Linked DNA regions of Mus musculus: regions 1 and 2 are each linked to region 3. A link is a loop called in an ENCODE intact Hi-C map of the cell type or tissue named here. Cell type or tissue: heart. All regions are shown on one strand. Each heading gives the region's core, and the rest is flanking DNA. Links, peaks and the distances in the headings are about the cores only.

Region 1 (7,535 bases), core at 1,105-6,104, 420 kb after region 3:
ACCAGATGAGTCACGCCCGCTCAGTTTTCTTCTTAGTTACTCAATGAGCATCTACTCTCCGTAGGGCGCACAGCACTGCCGTGCCTATGCACTTTTCTCAGGCACATCTTAGTCCTCTCTGCACGCACAAAGCATTCTCAAAACAAGAACGAAACCCTATTCAACAGTAAGTCTGACTACAAAATTACAAAATCTATTACAAAACCAGCTTTAAAGCATTTGAAAAAAAACTTTTTTTTTGTTGGGTTGTGGTGACACATGCCTTTAATCCCAGCACTTGGGAGGCAGAGGCAGGCAGATTTCTGAGTTCAAGGCCAGCCTGGTCTACTGAGTGAGTTCCAGGACAGCCAGGGCTACACAGAGAAACCCTGTCTCAAAAAAAAAGAAAAACCTTTTTCTTTCTCCCCACTCTTCTCCCCCATAGGTCCTTGCTATGTTGCCCAGAGTGGCTTCAAACTCATGAGTTCAAGTGATCTTTCTGTCATAGCCTCCCCATAACTGGGACTACAGGTACAGGCCATCACAATGGCTTGATAGACATCTTCTTGCAAAACCTTTCTCTCCAACACTTATCTCTTTTATTAAACTCTGTATCTGCCCTCTGTACACAAAGCCCAAGGACTTATTCATAATGTTACAGTTAAAAGTGATCTTCCGAGCTGTTCATGCCAATTCCTTGATTTTGCTGTGGAAATGGAGGTTTAGTGGAGTGGGAACCTCAGCTCAAGGTCACGAAGCTAGCCGGTGCTAGAGATGAGACAGGAACTCACTTCTGAATTCTAAGAAGAGCTGATGCCCACCTTGTTCGTTCTTCCGTCTTCTCAAGTAATAAAACACAACTATATTAAGGGATGGCATACAACCTCTAAAAGACATTTCCCAGACTCTTGTCATCAAATATGGCCATGTGACTCCACTATGGCCAATGAGACAAGAGTGTAAGCATATGTATTTTCAGGCCTGCTTAGGAAAGGAGACTAATCCTTCCATCTCTCTCCTCCTTGCCTAGAAGGAGCCTGAATCCTGGACAGCTCAGGGAATCCCATAACAGTACCAATAGCCTAGCCCGATTTTTTTTTTAATGAAAGAAACATGCGATTTCTGCTCCTTAGACACCACCATTTTGTTGTTGCTGTTGCTTCAGGAATATGCAACCAAAGATGACTAACTACTTAGCCCCCTACCCTGCTCCCTACAAACCTGTTCCTTCAACCAGCCAAGCTGGACAAATCCTTAGAGTCAATACTAACAATTGCATCTCCTTCACACCTGCATCCATTAACCATTCCACTAGCAATTCTTGTCAATGGTCCCCAGAAGAGACCAAATCTGCTATTTCTCTCCCTGAGAACTGAAACATCAGAGGCTGAGCCAGGAGGATCGTCAGCAAGTTCAGGGGCAGCCTGGGCTACAGACTAAGATCTTTTCTTAAAAACCAGAGGAATAAAAACTAAGACAATATAATTTTATATTGTAAGAATAACTTTGATGGCTAACAGCAACACAAAACACAAAAAGATCTGAAGACTAATGACCAGCAGTGTGCCAGGCCAATATGGGAGAGTCTGAAATCCAAAGCACTATTTTAGCAGCTACCAAAACACAATACTTTTTTCCAGGAAAAGGGTCAAGCTGCCCACTTGCTACCCAATGGTGACCTAGCTGTCCTCATAGGTCTCTCTAGCTTCAAGGAACATCCACTTATTAACTTTACAACATGAACATATAAAGCCTACTAGGGCAAACTGGTCTTTCCATTTCATCAACAAATAATTTCTTTTTGAGTAGGAAGCTTGAGTAAATAATCCTTAAAATCCTGAAAAGAAAATACAAAGTCAAGCTACTTCTATGGTTTTGCTTCAAGAATGCACACTTCTCAGGCCAGAGAAGCCTAGAAAATGGCTCTGCTCAGAAAAGCACTTGCCACATAGGCTTGACTACCTTAGCTCAATCCCCGGAAATCATGGTGCAAGGAGAATGACCCCTGAACCATGTCTGCTGACCTCCGCCTGTTCACATGCACGGGCCTGCACACTCACACACACACACACTCACACACACACACACCATGCATACCACACATACATACACATACCATACACACATCATATACACTACACATACACATACACCCACACACTATACACACACACATATGTACCATACATATAAACACATATACACTATAAACACCATGCACACATAACACACATACACAAAGCATACACACACACCACATACACATCATACGCACCACACATACACATATACCCACACACTATACACACACCAGACACATAGACACCAGGCCCGGTGGTGCAGGCTGAGACAAGAAAAATTCAAGTTCAAGGCTAGCCTGAATTACAGAGCCAATTCAAGGCCAGCCTCAGCACTTTAATGAGACTCCGTCTGACAATTAGAAGTGAACTGGAGGAATGTCTTCTTTGGTGAAGTGTTTGTGTTACAAGCATGAGGACCTGAGTTCCAGTCCCAAAATCCATATAAAAATGCTATGTAGCCATCAACTCACCCAGCTCAGCATAACTGGTAAGCTCCAGGCCAAAGAGAAACCCTATCACAAAGGAAGTGGACCGTGTTCCCGAGGATGACAGCCACCGCTGTCCTCTAGCCTCCACACAAATACCCCCATACACACGCACAATAAAGTAAATAAGAAGTAAGACCTAGGGCTGCGGCGTAGTCAGTGACAGAGTGCTTACCTAGCATGCACACGGTCCTTTAACCACCAGGCGCTTTTGTTTTTGATTTTGATTTTTAAGCGATGGGCTTAAAAGCACTTACTGCTCTTCCAGTGAACCTGACTGACTTCAATTCCCAGCTCTCACAACAGACAATTCACAAATGCTTTTAACTCCAGCTCCAGGGGATATGATGCCCTCTTCTACCTTCCAAAAGCACACACACGCCCATAGGTAAAAATAAATGTTTCTAAAGTGAAAAAAGAATATACATACTTTATACAAGCTGTGTGGTTGTTGTTTGAAGCCACTGAAATATTCCTTTGGTAAAAATAATTCCATAATGGTTAAGCACTTAGTTTTGAGCACAGATCTCCCTGTATATGGATCCACACCATAGATCATTTCACTTCTCCCCACCGGCTTGCCCAAAGTGGCCCAAGAAGCCTGAAAGGCAGACAGGCTGCATACATAAAGCTGTGCGTGCAGCCGGCAGAGCACAGGCCTGCCGGGCAGTAGTAGGTGCTTAGTAAGTGGTCACTATTCTCACTGTGTAAGCGGTGGCCTAGAGAGGGCTTCTCAAGCCAGCTCTACGTTTCAACACAATGTTTATGAATAACTCACTTTGTAAAGTACTTGGGAATCAGGGAGAAAAAAAAAGAATGAATTTTTTTTAAAAAGTTCACTCTTGCAAACAAAAGAGGCATGTGGACTATGGAAAACTGTCCCTCGGACCACTCTGAAATAGTGACCTCTGCTGGCCAGTGGAAACAAGTTTCCCAAGCACCTCTTCCCAAGATTGAGCAAGGGGTGAGTCTACCAAGATCTAGTCCTTGTCGCTGGAACAAACACCAGGTGTTGCATTACAAGGGACAGAAATCTTCACAAGGGTTACCACGATGTAATTGCGATGTTAACAAAATTAAAGGCCAGCCTTCCCATTGGCTCATCCACCCAGAAGGGTCTTTTTTTTTTTCCCCTGCAAACTCCATGGTCTCCTATTTTTAAAATACCATAATTGCATGCAAATGTTATAGCAGAAAAACAACAACACAAGGGGCATTAAAAATCAATCTTCCATGTAAGCCTCAGATTTTCCAGCATGAAGATCCAAGCGCAGAAGTGGTGACAAATGTGGAGAAAGCGGTGAAAAAACGTCAGAATGCATCATTAGGAACGTTACCCAAGGAAGGAAGAGCCCAGGGAGCGCGTCTGACTCAGCGGGAGTGAACAGCTCACTACAAAGGCCGCTGCCTCGCAACCCCCTTAACACAGGGCCCAGAAACCCCGCTAGGAAGCTGTCGGGACCCCTTTCTTCAGGCAGAGTCCGTTGGCTGAGATGTTTACATATAAAGCACACGCGCATCTCCTAAGGTGTGGGGTCAAACAGGAGCTGTAAACTTGCGTCACAGGACAGTGTGCTTTTTGGTATCCACTGTATTAATACTTTTGTTTGCTTGTTTGTTTTTTAGTTAATTTCTGGCCGTGTTAAAATGGAAATTTCCTATCATAATCAACCTTCTGCCTTCTCCTAAGCAAACAGGAAAACGGACCGTGCCCCTTGCCCCAATGAGCTTCACTCGATTCCTTATCACCAAGTGTTCACGTTCAGAAACACGGAGTCTGAGTCCTTGGGTCAGCGACATCCCTAACAGTGCCGAGTTTAAGTCTGATTAAGGAGCAACCATGTAAAAAAGGCACTGGGGATATGAATTAGCCACGGTCCCTGAACCCAAGGAACTCACAGACCGGAAGAGAAGCCCCATGATGACCGTGGCTCCGGCACTGCAGAGGTAGGCTGCAGCGAGCACGGTTACTCTAGGTGTTTGAAGTCATACATAACCCATTCATGTCAAGCCTTTCTTTTCTAATATATGCATTTAGAGAAATCTCGCATGTTTCAACATAATCACTCACTGAAAAGGAGTTTTCTAACATCTACCATTATTTTCCTCTTGGGCTGTGGGTGATTTAAAAGTATCTTTCCTAATTTCAAAACAAGGAAAACTCTTATCATTTGGATCTACCTTGATTGCCTTACGGAGATACTTCAATTTGTTTGTTTATTTATTGAGACAGGGTTTCTCTGTGTAGCCCTGGCTGTCCTAGAACTCACTCTGTAGACCAAGTTAGCCTCGAACTCAGAGATGTGTCTGCCTCTGCCTCCTGAGTGTTGGGGTTAAAGGCTTACCATACCAGGTGAGACATACTTTTAAGTTATTTTGATCCTTAGAAACTGCTTGAGACTTGCTTTAGAAGCAGTATGAACATTCTACACGAATGCCAATGGCTATTCTTCTCCAGGCGCTCCTTGTGTGGACAGCAGGTCCTCTCCCAATTGCACCACGCAAACATTCTAAATGTTGACTTCTAAAGTCTAGTCCTGTCTAGAACTGGAAGATATTGTGTCTTATTCTAATTACCTTTTTCCTTGTAATTTTGTTAGACTCCACGTATTTTCCCGCCTTGAGGCACTATGTACATCAAAGTATAGAAACCTTACATACTCGACTCACTCACATGATTCAAATCAACACATTCCAGAAGCTCAGAAGTCGCCTCATTCCTTTCCAAGTCAGCACACAGCCTCTCCCCTGTCGCCATCCCGACTTCTGTGACCATGAACTGTCACCTTCTCTTGAAACTGTGTACAGAGGCATGGCTTGTGTTTCCTTGTCTCAATGCTTCCTTCCTTCACAGTCACGCAGCTTGCTCTTTGGAGGACTATTGGCACTGCAAGATTAGTTGACACAGTGTGGCACACCTATAACCCCAGGGTGGCACTTTCTAAGCTAGCCTCAACTAAAAAGGGAAATGGTGTTTCCAAGAAATAAGGGTTGGGCTATGGTGGCACCCACCTTAATCTTATGGTGGCTTACCACCTTATGGTGGCTGGTAATCCCAGCCCTTGGGATGCAGAGGCAGGTGGATCTGAGTTTGATGTCAACCTGGTCTACAAAGTTCCAGAACAGCCAGGGCTACACAGAGAAACAACAAAGAAAAAAAAAGAGGGAGAGGGGGAGGAAAGGAGGGAGGGAGGAAGGAAGGGAGGGAGGGAAGGAAGGGAGAGAAGGAAGGAAGGAAGGGAGAGAAGGAAGGAAGGAAGGGAGGGAGGGAAGGGAGGGAGGGAGGGAGGGAGGGAGGGAGGGAGGGAGGGAGAGAAGGAAGGAAGGAAGGAAGGAAGGAAGGAAGGAAGGAAGGAAGGAAGGAAGGAAGGAAGGAAGGGAGAGAAGGAAGGAAGGACACACATGACCAGAAGCAAGACCATGACTGCCAGCTAAGGTTAGTCTTCTTGACCAAGTTGAGGCCAGCCAGGGCTACATACTCAAACCCCGCATTTGAGCGTATTGGGGAAGTTCTGTTGCAAGCATCTTGTGGAGACGGCTTTTGGAGAGGAAAGCCCTTTATATTCTTGGGCAAGTGCTAGTTGATGGAACTGAAAAGCCCTGTTCAGTGTCAGATCTCATTTTTTCATTCCTTCCAACTTTATGAGTTTTAATTTCTGCATGGGTCAGCCGTTTTCGGGTAGGTCTGTAAAGTATCTCACACAGTTCCAAGCTGCATATCCCTAAGGCCAGTGCTGAACACCCATCTTCCCTTGAGCCAATGAGATAAACTGTGGCTCTCAAGGCTGACTCATCTTTGCTAATATTTTTTGTATTTTGGGGCTGTTACCAGGTGTATTATTATTATTTAATGACACTTGGATATATAAAGGGGCATTTCTATCTTTTCCTGGCCTTTTATCTCCAGCATATCTAGCCCCGTACTTTTTACAGGTGTCTTGCTAACAGCAAACCGAATTTTAAACTGTTTAATTCTGGTTTTTGCTTTTTGTTTTTGTTGTTGCTTTTTGAGTCAGGGTTTCTCTGTGTAGCCCAACTGTCCTGGCACTCACTCTGTAGACCAGATTAGCCTTGAACTCTGAGACCCACTTGTCTCTGTCCCCTGAGTGCTGGGACTAAAAGCATTATGGTTGCTTTATGATCTTTTAATTTCATTCTTTCTCATTTATATTCTTTTAGTGATTATCCTTAAATTACAGTGCACATCTTGTAATATATCAAAGCCTACCACACTGGACACGGTGGCAAAGGCTGAGGTCCAAGGCACTTAGGAGCTTGAGAAGAGCCGACTTACACAGCAGGACTCTTATCTTACAGACAGCAGGAAGCCCTGAGAGCATTTTCACTCCGGAATGCTGACTTACCTTTGTATGTACAGGCCACTTCTCTACATACTCAAAGCCTGCGGAGATGCTGTGTTCAAGTCAACGCTCATGCTTAGCTTCCCTCAGCTTTTCCTGCTTCCTTCACCATCTTCCCATTTTCCAGGGGCTGAGGGGTAGGTGTGGGCGCGGGGAAGCTACCTCCTAGGTGAGTTCACGTAAGAACTTCTGGTTTTGTATGGAATGTGTTTACACCACCATGCTTGAAGATAAATGCTGAGTATGGGTCCTGGAGATGCAGCTCAGTTGTAGAGTGCTTGCCTAGCACACACAAAGCCTTAGGTTCAATCCTAGCACCACATAGGTGCTCCATGGTCTCAGATGCCTGTAATCCCAGCAGTGGGAGGTGGAGGCAGACAAAAAGTTGTAGGCTATCCTAAGCTACTTGTCTCAAAAAAAAAAAATGTTGAATATGGAATTCTGGGTTAGTAAACTCCGTTCAGGACTAGTTTTTTGTTGTTTTCCTAGAACTTCTGTGGCTTTTTCAAATGTTGTTTGTATGAACAAAAATGAATTCTGTGAACTCTGTGTATTCCCATGGTTTCCAGTTCTCTCCTGAATTCTAATTTCACTGAGGAATCTTATTTACTTTGGTATGTCTGACAGCT
Region 2 (7,535 bases), core at 1,105-6,104, 110 kb after region 3:
TTAGCCTTTGTTAGAGGGATGCTACCCCGTTCAAGGGGGCAGCGCTCTCCTGTCTTCACGGCTTCCCCAAGGCTGTACCCTTCCGTGCTATCTCCCTGGGAACTGGTTCTGAGGTATAACTGAGGGAGATGTCGGTATCAGACAGGGCGGGAGACAAAGGAGGACAGTGAGGAGTGAGCAGGAAGCAGTCGGTGGAAGGCCCGGATGGCAGACACCATGCCGATGGCAGAGTTAAAATGAAGCAGCGCAGAGCCTTCAAGGGATCACTGAGCTTGAAGACAAAGCAGCAGAACCACGGGGAGTCAGAGCACAGTGCTCCCCCCACTCACCCAGTCAGAGCACAGTGCTCCCCCGACCCAGCCAGGGCACATTGCTCCCCCCCAACCCAGCCAGAGCACATTGCTGCCCCCCACAACCCAGCCAGAGCACAGTGCCCCCCCACAACCCAGCCAGAGCACAGTGCTCCCCTCCCCACAACCCAGCCAGAGCACAGTGCTCCCCCAACCCATCCAGAGGCAGAGGACACAAAGAGAGGGTACACGCGAAGACACCTGCTTCCACTTTGCAAATGGGGGCTTTAGTGCCTGGCATCCTGGCTCTTGTCCAGTGGGCCACTCCATGGCTGTGTGTCTGAAGGTCAGAGAGATCCAAGAGGGGACAAACAGTGTGCAGGTTAACGGGGGGGGGGGGTATCTGGAAGCCTCATGGATGGAGACACTGCTGAAGAGATACAGAGAGCGGGCTCAGGCTGGGGTCAGGTGCCAAGGGGGCACCTATGCAAAAGGCTTGAGAAAAGAGAATGAAAGTGAGCCACCTGTTTCCCTGCCAGCGCCTTGCTGGCTGTGACTTGAGACAGCATAAGGCAAAGAAAGGAGTGGGGGAGGGTGCTGGCCCCCAAACTGGAGAAGACAGGCCTCACAGAGGTGCCAGACAAAGGAGCCCATTCTGGGTAACCCACCAGGCTGGTGTCCTAATGGCCCAATCTGGTTTGCTTTTTTTTTTTTTTTTTTTTTTTTGCTTCTTTGTTTTTAAGATTTGGATCAAGCTCCTGTCTAGGCCTCCTTCACTCACGTTTCCAGCCCAAGCAGGTGGCATCTGAGGGTGTCCTAGGACTGAGAGAGCCACAGTCCTTTACCAGTATTACAGGCTGCTGGCAGCTGGGCTAGTAAGTGACTAACAGTGACTCCTTTGGGATTCTCTGGACCCATCCAAATCTTTTGTCTTCACCCCAGGCTTTCGCCCTCTCTCCACACAGCTGGGCCTGGACTCTGGACTCCTCCTCCCTCTCCCGGGCTGTGTCTCCCCTCTCCCGGACTGTGTCTCTGTTTTTTAAGATTGCTTGGTACTCCTCTTGAGCACCTGCCACCCCAGGCCAAGGGCTCTCTGAACCCCAATTACACGGCAGCCCACTGGAGCAGGCCTGATGTCCCAGCAGTGTACCAGTTGTCGTTTGTAAAAGACAAACTGGTGTCTTACACACACACACACACACACACACACACACACGCCTTGCTCTCTGTCTCTGAGAATGCCACACCTTGGTGGCTTCGTACCACACTCTGTGTTCCTTTCTCTCGCTCTCTCCCCAGATCCAGTCAGTCAGGGGTCCCACTGAGGACACATGCTAAATTCTTCTCAGATCTGCCTAATACTTGCCCAAGCTCAGGCCTTCTGAAAGGTTCCATAAGAGACAAGAGCTTTTTAGCTGTGCGTGACAAGCTTACTTCTTAAGCTGAAGAAAAAGACTGAGAATATTGGCTCACAGGACTTAAAGGTTGAGGGCTCCCCTCTGTTGTGGCTGGATCCAGAGATGGAGCCATGTTGAGGGAGCCCAGGCTCAGTGCTTTGCTGTTTGTTGGCAGTCAGAGTAGTGGGCTCTAAGTTCCTCATATCACGGAGAACAGGGAGAGCAGCCTTCCCTACAGATGCAAACAGCTTCATGGACTGTGACTGGCTTGCACTACTGCCCCTAGTCACCCAGGTTGCTCGGCAGGCCTGGACGTCCTCTGAAGACACCCCCCTCCCCAAGGTGTGGGGGTCTACTCCGGGCATGTGCTCAGCTCCGTGGCTTGGCATCACCTAGACCACAGGCCCTGGGTAGGCAGGAGATGGAAGACATCCATGCCTCTGTTCAGGTGGGCAAGCTGTCCCAGAAACGGATGCCAGAGGAAACAGCCAACCCTGCTTGAGTCAGGAACGAGCTAGCAGTGAACAGGAAGCTGCGAAGGTCTGCCGAGTGAGAGCACCATGGATTACAGTTTACACAACACACACAGTCATCACTAGTACCAGTCCTAAGCAGGTGTGGGAGTCACTGTGTTGTGTGCGCTATCTACTCAGTGCAGAACTTGGCTCCTGTGTGTCTGCACAGTGGGCTCTCCTGCTCAATGCCAGAAATAACCAGATCAGACCTGCCCCTGGACCCCAGGCCCCTTACTCTCCCCTGTGCACAGGGGGTGGGAGAGTTCTGAGTCACCTTAGAGTTGACTTTAGGATGGAACCCAACCCACATACTGGGCCTGGGATTCAGGCTTTTCCTGGGTCTAGGGAGCCAAGTTCTTCCTGTGAATATTAAAGGGGAGGAGAGGGGGCAGGACTCTGACATTCCGAATTCTCTCCCATGCAGACCCCATCCTGGTGAATGATTAAAGGGGTTCCCTGAGAAGCCCTTTGAATCAGCACCTCCCTCATTGCAACTCCAAGAGCCTCTGACCCGCTCCTTGATAAGTGGATTGCCTACCTAGCTAAGTGTTATCTTGCAATTTTTTTTTCTGTCAGGGACTTTCACAGTTCCTTCTGAAGCATCAGGCCTGCTCAAGGCATCAGGTGGGTAAACACTTGTCTAAACCTGATGTGTTCAAGATATCTGGCTGTCTAGTCCTTACGAAGAGAAGAAAAATGGGGACCCTGGGTTGAATGTTTGTATGGAGGACACAATTCCTGGGCGATGCCTGTGGCCGTGGCCTGAGAAGTTGACTGTCCTGGAGTGCCCCCTGCTGGCCACAGTGACAAATGGCACCTCCAGGGCGCAGGCCTGGGTTGGGTGGACAGAGCCTCAAGGAGCTGGCTGGCTGCAGGCCTGCTCTGCTCTGTAAGTCTGAGGACTTCCAGGCCTGCCGAGCGAGCTATCATCCTGGGCATGGGTAGTGCAGCTCAGAGGAGAGGCCAGGACCAAAAGCCTCTGCTCACAGAAATTTGAAAATGATGTTTTTCTTTCTGTTGTCAGCAGAGAGAATGCGTCTGCCCACTGGGAAATGCCTGAGCCTCTTTGGACATGTCCTTGTCCTCTTCCCGGGTTTTGTTTGCCCTCCTGTAAGATGGGGCTGAGACCTGCCGATCACAGCACCAACTGAGTGGGATCCGCCAGATGTAGGATACAGCACACTTTGGTGTGTTCCTCCAGAGCCTACAAGTGTGCTGTCTCAGCTACGAACACAGACTGACTGGGAGTGTGGCTCAGTGACAGAGAATATGCCTACCATTCACCAGGCCCCAGGTTCCTGTGGCCACCCTGTCTTGTGGCTCAGATAGAAAGAATTCTGGGGCGCTGGGCAGGAAGGGGAACCGTCAGCCATTATGGGACACTCTCTTTCTAGCTGAGCCCTGGCTAAGGAGAGTCAGGGACTCAAAGTTGGGAACTGTGTGACCCAGTGCCAGCAATCCCTGGGGCGTCTCAGACTTTCCTCCCTGATACACGCTGGGCTTTTGAAGTAGATTTCTGGAGCAGCTCTCTGAACCCCAAATCCTGAGGACCACTGCAAGCCAGTAGCACTCCTCAGCTACTTCTCTGACCCTTACTCCCCTGCTTCATCCCTCCCACAATGAACACAGCCCCATAGCTTCTACTTTTCCAGAAGGCTGCAGAGACATCCACTCTTACCCCTCTTTGAAGCTGTGAAAACCTTCAGCCCTTGCTTGTCATTAGCGGAGTCAGGACCAGCACCCCACACACGTATGTACCGTGTCCCCGACTGCTCCTCCACTCTGCTTCTGCTCACACACCAGCTTGAGGAGACATAAATGTGAGGCGACGTATGTGCCTCATGGTTCTATTAATAGCAGCCAAGTTTTTATTTGATTTTTCTGAGACAGTCTCAAACTCCTAGTCTGAAATTATCCTCTCAGCTCAGCCATCTGAGTAGCTGGGCCCACAGGCACACGTCATGGTGTCTAACTTTAGTTTTTTTTTAAATAGTGAAAGGAGTCCGGTGAAATTAATTCAATATTATTTTTTATTTTGCACAACATTTTAAAAATGTTACCATTTAAGCACGCGGGACCAAAATGATTAAAGGTAACCTAACAGCCTGAAGTCCTTTGTATACAGCAAGGCTGTAAGATCCCGGCGTGTACAGCACGTTCATTCATATACACACATCTCATTCAGATAGGCCACACTCTGTGTGAACAGAAGCAGATGTTAGTGGTCATCTTATAAGGAACAGAGAGCTAGAACCTTCTCTGGCTGCTTCAGCTACCTGCAGCTCCCCTCCTTCCTTCCCTCCCTCCCTCCCTCCCTCCCTCCCTCCCTCCCTCCCTCCCTCCCTCCCTCTAAGAGCTCAGGGTGTGAGCTGCTTGCTGCACGCATTTCTGAGGAGTCCATGAGGGATTCAGACTGTGTCCAAGCCCCTGCCAGTCTGAGAACCTGGGCCAAGACTGGGAAAGTCCGCAGGTGACTGGTAAGGTTTTTGTAAAGCTGCATTTTATTGATTGATTGATTGATTGATTGATTGAGACAGGTTCTCACAATGTGTCCCTGGCTGGCCTGGAACTCACCATGTAGACCAGGCCAGGCTGGCTTTGAAGTCACAGAGATGCACCTGCCTCTGCTTCCCTGAGTTCTGGGCACACGAATCTGATTTTAAGGTATGCTCCACACTGTAAGATTATTTCCCTCTCAACGCTGGGCTGTAAAACCTATCACCACCCTATCCTCCTTCTACCTCTTTGACCTGATGGTCAAAATAGAAAATAGTGGTTGCTTTTTAAGGCAAAATTAAAGGGTGGCAGCCCTGTGCACTTGAGATACAAAAATATAAACCAACCTGGCGTATGAACCCCAGGGCCCCAGTGTCTGCTGTCAGGATGCCTCTAAAATGAAAACCCAATAGCCTGCTTCTTAGGGACCTTCACTGCCCCAGGAGAGTCCAAAGCCCAAGTCTCACGAGCTGTCAAAACCCAAGGGGACCCCTACTTACCAGCTGTCACATATATTTTTCTCTAAGAGGAGCAAACCACATGCCCCTCCCTTCCTGCCCCTTAAATTCCTCAGTAAAGCCAGGCTGCTTTCTGCCTCTGGTTCCCAGCTTCCCCTGACCTGTCACAGGCGAGCGGATGCCTCACCCTGTCCCAAGTTAACTGGAATGTCACGTCTGGCAGGAATCCTCACTAGCTTCTGTCAGAGTCAGCCACACCTCAGGAGTCAACAGTTCCATCTAACCCCTCCAGTGGGGGTAGAGGAAGGCAGTATGTCTCAGGTACGGGCCAGGAGGGTGTGCAGGGACCCCAACAGCATAACCACTAAGGTAGGGACTGAGATCGGGCCATTCCCTACAGTGATTTCTAAACAGCTGCACTGAGGTATAACACACACAAGAAAACTAATCTAGGGCTGGTGAGATGGCTCAGTGGGTAAGAGTACCCGACTGCTCTTCCAAAGGTCCAGTGTTCAAGTCCCAGCAACCACATGGTGGCTCACAACCATCCGTAACAAGATCTGACGCCCTCTTCTGGTGTGTCTGAAGACAGCTACAGTGTACTTACATATAATAAATGGATAAATCTTTAAAAAAAAAAAAAGAAAGAAAGAAAACTAATCTATTCAGTGCTGTTTGAGAAGCCCAACAGGGTCACCCCACACCACAAATGTGTTTTCACTATCCTCAATATGCCTCGGTCTCTCTATAACTCAGTCTCTTACCCACCTTGGCTTTGACTGCACTGGTCTCTCTGCCCTAGACTATCTCTTTGCAGACTATCCCAGGCTTAGGGATGTAACACAGACAGTTGGTTCGGTTGCTTGTTCAGCACGCACAAGGTCTTGAGTCTGCTCCACAGAACCACATAAACCCAGCATCATTGCATATGAGGAGGATCGGAAGTTCAAAGCTATCCTTACCCACATAGCAAATTCAAGGTCAGGCTGGGCGACAAGAAACCCTATCTCGAAACAAAAACAACCAGCAAACAAACACAGTCTTCTGGGTTTGGCCTCTGTAGTGTAGCATAAGGGCTTTCAGATGCACGGACAGCGGGACACAGTGTGAGGTTTCCTGCGCTATTGCTGCAGGTAATCTCCTTTTCACTCTTGGGTAGCCCGCTGCTGTCACAGAGCAGCCATAGGTTAGCTATCCGCTGGTCACTGGTACGAGAGCCAGCCAGCGTGTCCTCCTGAAGAAAACCAAAGTGCCAGTGTGGATCAGGTGTGGTGGCTGAAATCTGTGATCCTAATACTGAAGGGGCAGAGGCAGGAGGATCAGGAGTTCAACGTCAGGTTAGGATGCATAGCAGGCTCAAGAGTAGCCTGGCATGCACAGTGAGATCCTGTCTCAAAACCACATTAAACCGAAAACCAATCAAAAGAACAAGCCCCAAACCCCAATGTGGATAAAGTGGGTCTGGGAAAAAGGGGGTGTCAGAAGCCCCTTCCAGAGGGAGGTTGGTGTCAGGTCCAAATGGGAACTCAAAAGACAGTCTTGGCTGAGCTCAAGCTAGACAGCATAGAGAGACTGCTGTCAGAGAGATCAAAGCTCACACAGAGCACCAAGAACCTGCCTGCCACTTCCCTGGTTACATATCAAAGCCCATGCTGCCCTCCAGACACCTTCAGTCCCTTTTCACGCTTACTTGTTATGCATTTCAAAGTCCACACCAGCATCCCAGCCCTTCTCACCTCTTTACCTAAACTCCCAGGCCCACCCAGTTCACAGGCTTCCCTCCCCGCAGCTGTTCCTGAGTTAGGCCTGCTCAGTGTGTGGGCAAGGGGACAGGAAAGCAAGCTGTCCTCTGAGCTTGAGGACCAGGAACTCCTGCTTGTCCAGACAGGACGAAGGCAGCCGTGGGAGGACACCAACGCGGATAGAGATGGTGGTGATGCCGATGGTGTCGGACCCCGTGGGCTACAGAATACATTGGAGCTTTCTACCTCACATTACCAAGTTATGCCTGCACTGCCCCTGAGGGCTCCTCACCCCACTGTGCATGCACTGCCCCTGGGGCTCCTCACCCCACTGTCTGCTGGTGGAACAAGTTGTCTCCAAGAAGGAAGCCACCCCTCTGAGATCAAAGGAGCGCTGTCCTGTGTTCTAAAACTTAAAACCCCAAAGGACAAAGGGCATTCTGAATGCTTTGCCCCAGGGGTGCTCCCCGCTTTTGTCCTGACTTCCTTCCTTTCCAAATGTATTTCTGAATTTCCTTCAGGTACTACTGTGCTTATTCTCAAACTATACATGTTTTTCTTTCTTTTTTTTACTTACCTATGGAATCCTTCATAGATTTGCCAGCCATCCTGTGCAGAGGCCATGCTAATGTCTGTA
Region 3 (7,535 bases), core at 1,167-6,166:
TGGGAAGCACAAGGCTGGGCAGGGCCAATCAAGGCCCACAGAAAACGCACAGAGTTCAAAACCCAACAGGTCTCTTAGGGGACCACAGGACAGACAATGGAACCACAGTCTTCTCTCTCACAGGACAGATCCTCATATATCCACACAAGAGTCTTTGTCTGTCCTGGGGGCACTTAGGGTCCTGGGAGTCCCAAGGGGGAATGTTTGCTCCATGAGCCTGGGATATGGTTCACTCCTCATTGCCCACTCTGAAATGAACTCTCCCAGATGATGAGCGAGTAGGGTTTCTATCCCTGCAGGGCAGGTAGTGACCAACAAAGCCACCTGAGATTGAGAGGGACTCTCTAGGGGGTTGGGAGAGGGCTTCAGTCTGCCCTGTCTAGGAACTAGTAAGGAAGGCCACAAGGAAGCTCGGGTGTGGACAGACAGCGGAAGGCTAGATCCCCTGCAGTGCCCATCTTACCCCCTTAGTCCTCTTCAGCCTTTACAAAGTCCTTAACCAAAAGTCCAGTTCTTGGACCCCAGATCCTCATGGGAAGGAATTCCAAGGATAACGGGCAAGGGATGTGGAAGGGATCATCTCAGAGTTAGAGGGAGGAGCCCCCCCAGCTCTGTTCTCTCTGAGCCTGGGAGGGTCACGGGCCTTTCCTCTCAGAGACCTCACGCACCCTGAAGGCAGCCCGCTTCGTCACTCCCGTCCGGGCAGTCCCGCTCCTGGTTGCACCGTTTGATGGCAAGAACGCAAGTCCCATCCCCACACTGGAACTCATTCTCGCGGCAGGGTCCTGGTGCTGCTGAGACAGGGCAAGAGGCGGTCAGGACCCACGCAGGGCCAGAACAGCTTTCCCCACCACCTCATGTCCCTTCCGCCCCTGGAAAGAATGAACCAGTGACTGAGCTTAGGAGACCTCAAAGGACACCTACCCAAAACATCTGTGTACACATGGGGGAGACTGAAGCTCAGAGAGGGGGAAGGCCTTGCCAAAGGTCACACAGCACTCCAGTTTCCTGTTTCCCTGTCCACCACCTCAGCACAGACACGAGCTTTTTCCACTGAGCCCTGGTGCTCATGACTTAGTGATGTGGTCCACTCAGTCAACCTGTCCTGAACCCGGGACTGTGCTGGGTGTTGGTGGGGAGCCCGGAGACTAAGAGCCTATTTCAGAAGCTCAGGTGCAGAGAGATGGGAAACGCACAGATGAAGAAGGCACAGTGTGAGTTGTGCCTAGAAGAGAGAGCCAAAGTCCTGGAAGGGACCCAACAGAGCTGGAACAGTCAGCAGACTCTAACAGGGTCGGTATGGAAGGCACTCCTACGTCAGTATGACAGAGGTGGGGGTGGGGTGGGGGATGGGGACCAGTGCCAGACTCCTTGAAACAGTAAAGAGCAGCAACGGGTGTGATGGAATGGCCACACAGCAGAGACAAAGGCACCAGTGAAGAAGCCTGGCTTCTGGGGTCAGACCTGAGCTCCAAGCCTTAGCAGCCATGTGACCTCCTGCAAGTCACTTCATTCTCCCAGTGTAAAGTCTCTGTTAAAGCAGGGTTTGTACTCCCAGTAGGAGGGTCATATCGGCAGGCTCTGGGTGGGACTGGGTGACACGGAGGGGGCTTACAGCAGTCGGCCTCGTCAGACTTGTCCTTGCAGTCGCGGTCGCCGTCGCAGCGCCAGCCCAGGTGTATGCACTCGCCGCTGCGGCAGGTGAACTGGGCGGTCGGGGCGCAGGCTGCTGGCGTGGCCGTGGTCCCCTGGCCCGCTCGCCCGCAGAGCTCGGCCGCCTCATCCGAGCGGTCCTCGCAGTCGAACTGGCGGTCGCAGACCCAGCGCTCAGGGATGCAGGTGCCGCCTCCTCCACAGCGGAACTCGCGGGGCGGGCAGGCCGGGTCCGAGCAGCCACGCTCGTCGCTGCCGTCGCCGCAGTCATCGTCACCATCGCACACGAACACAGAGGCCAGGCAGGAGCGGTTGCTGCACTGGAACTCGTGCGGGGCGCACACTGCGCAGGACAGAGAGCCGGTCGGCCGGCCAGATCCCATCCCTTGTGACCCAGCCCGCTGTTTCTGCTACAGGGGTACAGGGAATTCTGACTCTCACCTCACCTACAGGCTGGAATAGGTCCTGCTGGAGACTTGAAAGGGGAGCTGAACTTGGACCGACCACATTTGCCCTTTCTGAGTCTCTGGGCTTCACCAAGTACACAGATATTCTGCCCTGCAGCTGGCAAACATGGTGGGGCAGAGAGGGGCTCTAAGGTTGCAGAGCCCTATTGTCTTGAAGGATAGGAAATCATCTGTAACATGACTGACACCAGATGACAAGGCAGGAGTTTGTCCGTTTGTGGCATGGTTGTGTATATCACTTGCAAAGACTATTTAATTCTCCAGCCTGGCATCTACTACCCTGGTCCCCACACCTCACTCCTGCACATACCCCGGCTATGACCACATAGTTCCACTCCAGGGTTTTGTTCAAGTTGCTTCATCTTCTGGGAACCCACTGCAGCCTACCATTGCTCCTAGTTCTACATCAGAACGTTTCCACTGCATGGGCTCAAACTCCACCTCCATCCATCGCATGCTTCAGTTTAGAAAATCTCCCTCTGGCCCAGTCTGCCTCCTGTGTGCCTCTCACATCCACCCACATCACCCACATGTCTGGGTACCGGGTGGGCACGGAGGCCCCTTGCAGGGTGTGGACGAAGTAAAGAACAGGTCCTGGCCCTGTCTGCAGCCTGGGCTTCCTCTCTGATAGGCTAGTGCAAAGTCTACAGCAAAGGCCTTAGCGACCAGCCAGCCCCCCTGCTAGTTTAAAGACAGGAAGCCTGAGGCTCAGAGGGGAGCACCTTGCTCAGGGTCACACGTGACAAGAGAACCAGAACTTGGGTTCCAGAGCATTTCTGTCTACTCTGACCCATTCTCTCAGCTTTCTTGTTTTTTGTTTGGTTGGTTTGGGGTGTTGCCTCCTCCCCCTCTTTAGAACTCCCGTGGGAGGGCTCAAGGAGGTCAGGGATGCTGTGGCTATTAATCGCCAACTACACAGCAGTAGCAGCTCCGCAACTCTCCACACGGGGGCGCCCGGAACCCACCTTTCTATTTTCTGGCGACAAGATGTCAATTTTCACTGTTACTGAACATAAAATAAAGTGATGTCTTCGGTGTTACAGTGTCAGCAGATCGTGTCATGTTCTTCTGACAGCTCTACCAAGCCCCTGACGGCTGCATTTTCCCTGTCTTGGGCTTTTGGGATGTGGTGGCACCAGAGGGGAAAGCACCCCCAAGATGCTGCTGCTGACACCCGCCTGCCTGTCTAGACAGTTCATACAAGCCCAGGGAGAGAAGATTCCACCTTCTGAGAGTCCTGATAGGAAGTGTTTCATAACAATGGACTCCCAGTGAGGTTCTGAAGCGACTGGCAGATCTCACCACCAAGGCCAGGGCCCCACTCCCTGCATCTACAATCAGAACTGGAGAACTCTCAGAGAGCCAGAGAAGGACAGTTTCCTTCCCTGCCCAGGCCACAGCGAGCCCAATAGGGCCTCTCAGCTTTGGTTTCTTTAATTAACAGGAAATGTCCCTGTCCCCAAATTCCCTACTCGCCTGCAATGGTGGCTGCTAGCTTTATAATGGAAGGATCATGTGACTATAAGGTTGGGCCTGTTTTGGGGGGGTGGGGACTGTCATGGGTGGATGAGTTCTCATAGAACTATCACAGCTGAAGTTTTTTTTTTCTTTTTTTTTTTAAACATGTATTTACTATATGTAAAGTACACTATAGCTGTCTCTCATTATTGGATGGTTGTGAGCCATCATGTGGTTGCTGGGATTTGAACTCACGACCCTTGGAAGAGCAGTCGGTGCTCTTAACTACTGAGCCATCTCTCCACAGCTGAAGTTTTAAAGTGTAGATTCTAGCCAGGACCCTCACCCCCATCCACACACTTCCTGCTTCAGACCCATCAACTCTCCACACTTGGAATCTCAGAAGCCTTAAGAGGAGATGGCCTGGCTCCTGGAACAGGAGAGGTGGCTAGGGAGAGAGCGGGGAGTGGGCAGATGCCTGGAGAGGCAGTGGTGGGCAAGTGCCTGGCACGCCTCCTCCGGAATGACCACATATATCTCAGCCCAGGCTAGTAGCACAGCCTGTCAGTCTGTGGTCCCCAGGGGAAGACTATGTGGGATCACCGTCTTGTCCCTTTCAGAACCTTACTCCAGACCTGGCACACTGTGGGTACCAGAGAAGTAAACTGAATCAGGCCATGCATGGTCCTCCCCATGGTCCTCCCCAGACCCCCAGCCCAAACCTTGCTGGACTGCTCTCTGAGAAGGAGATAATCCTGCGTTTGAAGTTCAGCCATGTGGAACCGTCCCAATGGCCACTTCCATCTGTCCCTGCTGAGGCTGCTTCTCTGCATGCGACATGCGCCCCAGTCTGAGATCTCAGAAACAGTTGTCCTTCACACCCTGAGAGTCTGTCCGCACATGCCCTATCCCCAGTGCTGCTAGTGTGCTGGCACGAGACACCACATTTCGTACAGCCCAGTTTTTGGTCCCCCTGTTCTTGTTCGGAGATCAGTGGAAACGGTAGAATTGTAGAATGGATGAGCAGATGTCAGACATGGTAGAAAGCTGTGTGTAGACCTGAATTTGAATCTCAGTTCCACCCCCTCAGCCTTGGGCATGTTTCCTCCCTTGTCTGAGCCTCAGTTTCCTCATCCATTAAATGGGGATGGTAATGGCTATTCATGAGGTGGTCATGAGGGTGAGAGAAGAGAATGTCTCCTACGTGCCCAGCCGTTTGTTTCTAATGGTAGCATTATTCTTCCCTTCCCGCCGACCCTCCCAAGAAGAGGTCATCACTCCGAGGCTGCCTGACCACTGGCCCTGGACTCACAGGTGGGACAGCCGGCCTCGTCAGCACCACCCTCACAGTCCTTCTCTCCGTCGCAGCGCCATGAGGCAGGCACACACTTGTGGCTGGTGGGTCCGCAGCTTAACTTCTCGGCAGGACACTCTTCACTGGCTGTAAAGACAGACATCCGTGCACGGCTTAGCTAAGGGTGACACAGGTCATAGCACCAACCAGTCCTGCTACTGGGCTTAAGTCCCTGGCAGTCCACTGGGGCCCTCCTGCTCCATGTCTTCATCGGAAGCCAACCTCTTCTAAAGGCTTGCTGTGTCCTAAATCCGACCTCACCCCACACCGACCGGATCTAACACTCTCTCAGAGTCTCCTAGTCTAAAGCTCACAAGTCTTTCTTGACCCAAGGGCTCCTACATGTCTTCCCTTTAAGATCCAGCACTGTGGAGTCGCCACACCCTTGATATGTTCCAGCTGTGCGCCTCTGGGTAAGTAAGATATGGCTAACTGGACCTCAGTTTACCTTCCAGATCAGCAACTGTCATCTGAACCTGTGGGTTTGGAGGGCTCACCAAAACCTTACCAGCAACAATCTAAGTCTCTGCAAAGATGGTGTTGAGCCCACCACAGAGAGCAGCCTCCACGTGCAGGACCCAGCGGGAGTACGCAGCTATAATTACTGCAGCTGCAATCAGAGGCTGACTCAAGCAGGGGCCTAGAGCCCCTGGGTTGATTCTCAATCTGAAAGAATGAGAACCCTTTCAGGACTTGGGGAAGCTCTTCCTCTGAGCTTCCCTTCCTCCACATGACAGGCGAGGCAGATGCATTTACGACCTCTGGTTGGCTCCCTGATGCCTTCCACAGTGTGCAGGAGTCCCGGCCTCAGTTAGATTGTGCCAGGCACAGTGCTAGGCGCTTCCATTTGATCTTTATAATAACCCTGCAGGGTGAGGATTATGTCTCGGCCTCCAGCGTGGGAAGTAGGGTGTGGGCTCTGGAAGCCGCTGCCTGGGCTGGAATCGGAGCTCAGTCACTCGCTGGCCACGTGACCTTAGCCTAACCACTTCTCTTTGTCTCAATAAAGTGTAGGTGACACAATGACCTGCTGTATAGGATCGTTTTAGTGACCAGATTAATATCTGTAAAATGCTTAGAAGAACACTCAGCCTACGCTTGCTACGTGTTACTATTATCCACACATAATCAATGAGACTCCGAGTCTTGTAAATCCATTCAATGAATAACATTGAGCACTGCTGGATACCAGACATGATGCTAAGTCTTGAGTTCCAGACACACACACACACATGCCACACACATGCACACACACACACACACACACACGCATACACACATGCACACGCACACAAGAATGACATGAGGGTTTGGCACATTTGTCTGATACACAGTTTTATACCCCCAGAAGAAGGGTGATTCCTGTCTCGCTCTGATCTATGATCTGTTTCCTCTCATTTGATTTCATGGCTGGAATGAAAGGCCACAAGAGAACAAAAGCGGGCCGATGCAAGAAAAGGCACAGAAAAGTGGGCAGTGAGCAGGGTGAGGGGCAGTGGGTAGGATGAGGGGCAGTGGGGAGGAGGAGGGGAAGTGGGCAGGGGGAGGTGAGTGGGCAGGGGGAGTGGGCAGGGGCGGGGAGGGGAAGTGGGCAGGGGGAGTGGGCAGGGGTAGGAGGAGTAGACAGGGTTAGGGGCAGTGGGCAGGGGGAGGGGCGGGTGTCTAAATCAAGGTCCCCAGGTGATCACACACTACTTCAGTGTGAGGAGAGTGGATCCTGAAGCTATCCCATGAACACCTGTCATGGAGTCAGCTGCAGTTCACAGTTCACTCTGCATGAGGTAACTGTCAGGTAGATCTCGAATACTCAGTGAGCTTTTAAAATGGCCACTTTTGCTGGAAGATGGTGGCACATACATTTAATTCCAGCACTCAGGAGGTGGAAATGGGCAAATCTCTGAGTTCAAGGCCAACCTGGTCTACAGAATGAGTTCCAGGACAGCCAGGGCCTACACAGAAAAACCCTGACCAATAGATAGATAGATAGATAGATAGATAGATAGATAGATAGATAGATAGATAGACAAACAAACAAACAAATAAATAAATAAAGCAAGCTGCTTTGGGCCGGGCAGTGGTGGCACACGCCTTTAATCCCAGCACTTGGAAGGCAGAGGTAGGTGGATTTCTGAGTTCAAGGCCAGCCTGATCTACAAAGTGAGTTCCAGGACAGCTAGGGCTACACAGAGAAACCCTGTCTCAAAAAACAAAAAACAAAAACAAAACAAAAAAAGCTGCTTTGGTTGTCTTGTGGGGTGATGAAGTGGGGTGGGCATTTGGGAAGGGCACGTCTGTCATCAATGTTGGAATGCCATGAGCACTTCTTGATGCCTCAGAGCATGAAGCAGCCGGAGCTGACTGCTGGCTCTCAGACGGAACTAACCGAGAGGCAGGAGCTGAGGGGGCTGTTGAAAGCTCAAGTTCCTGGCCCCAAGTCATGGTGACTGAATCGGGATGCTGAAGGTAAAGGAATTTGCATTTTTAAAAAGTTTTATATTTTCCTTCCAGTGAATGTGTGTCTGCTTTCTGTATAGGGTATGGTAGGGAGAGGGAAATGGAATCAGATCCCTGGGTGCTGGAACCAAACCCCGGGCCCTCTGGGA

Evidence for each region. A loop is a pair of places that touch in the nucleus more often than their neighbours do. Peaks named below come from ENCODE experiments on the same cell type or tissue, not always from the same donor. Only the 100,000 strongest peaks of a DNase experiment are listed, where the experiment ranks them.
Region 1: it touches region 3 in a loop (4-fold over the local background); 5 of 42 quality-filtered maps call a loop at or near these places.
Region 2: a loop joins it to region 3, with 9 times the contacts of the local background. A loop is called at or near these places in 40 of 42 quality-filtered maps.

The regions. Positions count from the first base shown.
Region 1 is chr4:107,418,280-107,425,814 of GRCm38, reverse strand. No RefSeq gene overlaps it. Among named protein-coding and RNA genes, the nearest start is that of Glis1, 13 kb to the left of the region's middle. In heart, for the core only: a CTCF peak has its summit at 3,455 (motif pointing left); no DNase peak of the experiment used is centred there; H3K4me3 peaks cover 924 bases; H3K27me3 peaks cover 577 bases.
Region 2 is chr4:107,733,577-107,741,111 of GRCm38, reverse strand. The region is part of intron 3 of 1700047F07Rik (a long non-coding RNA gene); the gene reads right to left. Among named protein-coding and RNA genes, the nearest start is that of Gm12907, 22 kb to the left of the region's middle. In heart, for the core only: a CTCF peak has its summit at 3,003 (motif pointing left); a DNase peak (open chromatin) is centred at 3,001; H3K27me3 peaks cover 3,263 bases.
Region 3 is chr4:107,840,700-107,848,234 of GRCm38, reverse strand. It overlaps Lrp8 (low density lipoprotein receptor-related protein 8, apolipoprotein e receptor), which reads right to left. Exons shown (of 20, transcript NM_053073.3): 4 at 4,891-5,019; 5 at 1,616-1,996; 6 at 669-791. Among named protein-coding and RNA genes, the nearest start is that of Lrp8os2, 21 kb to the right of the region's middle. In heart, for the core only: a CTCF peak has its summit at 3,064 (motif pointing right); no DNase peak of the experiment used is centred there; H3K4me3 peaks cover 905 bases; H3K27ac peaks cover 704 bases; H3K27me3 peaks cover 3,177 bases.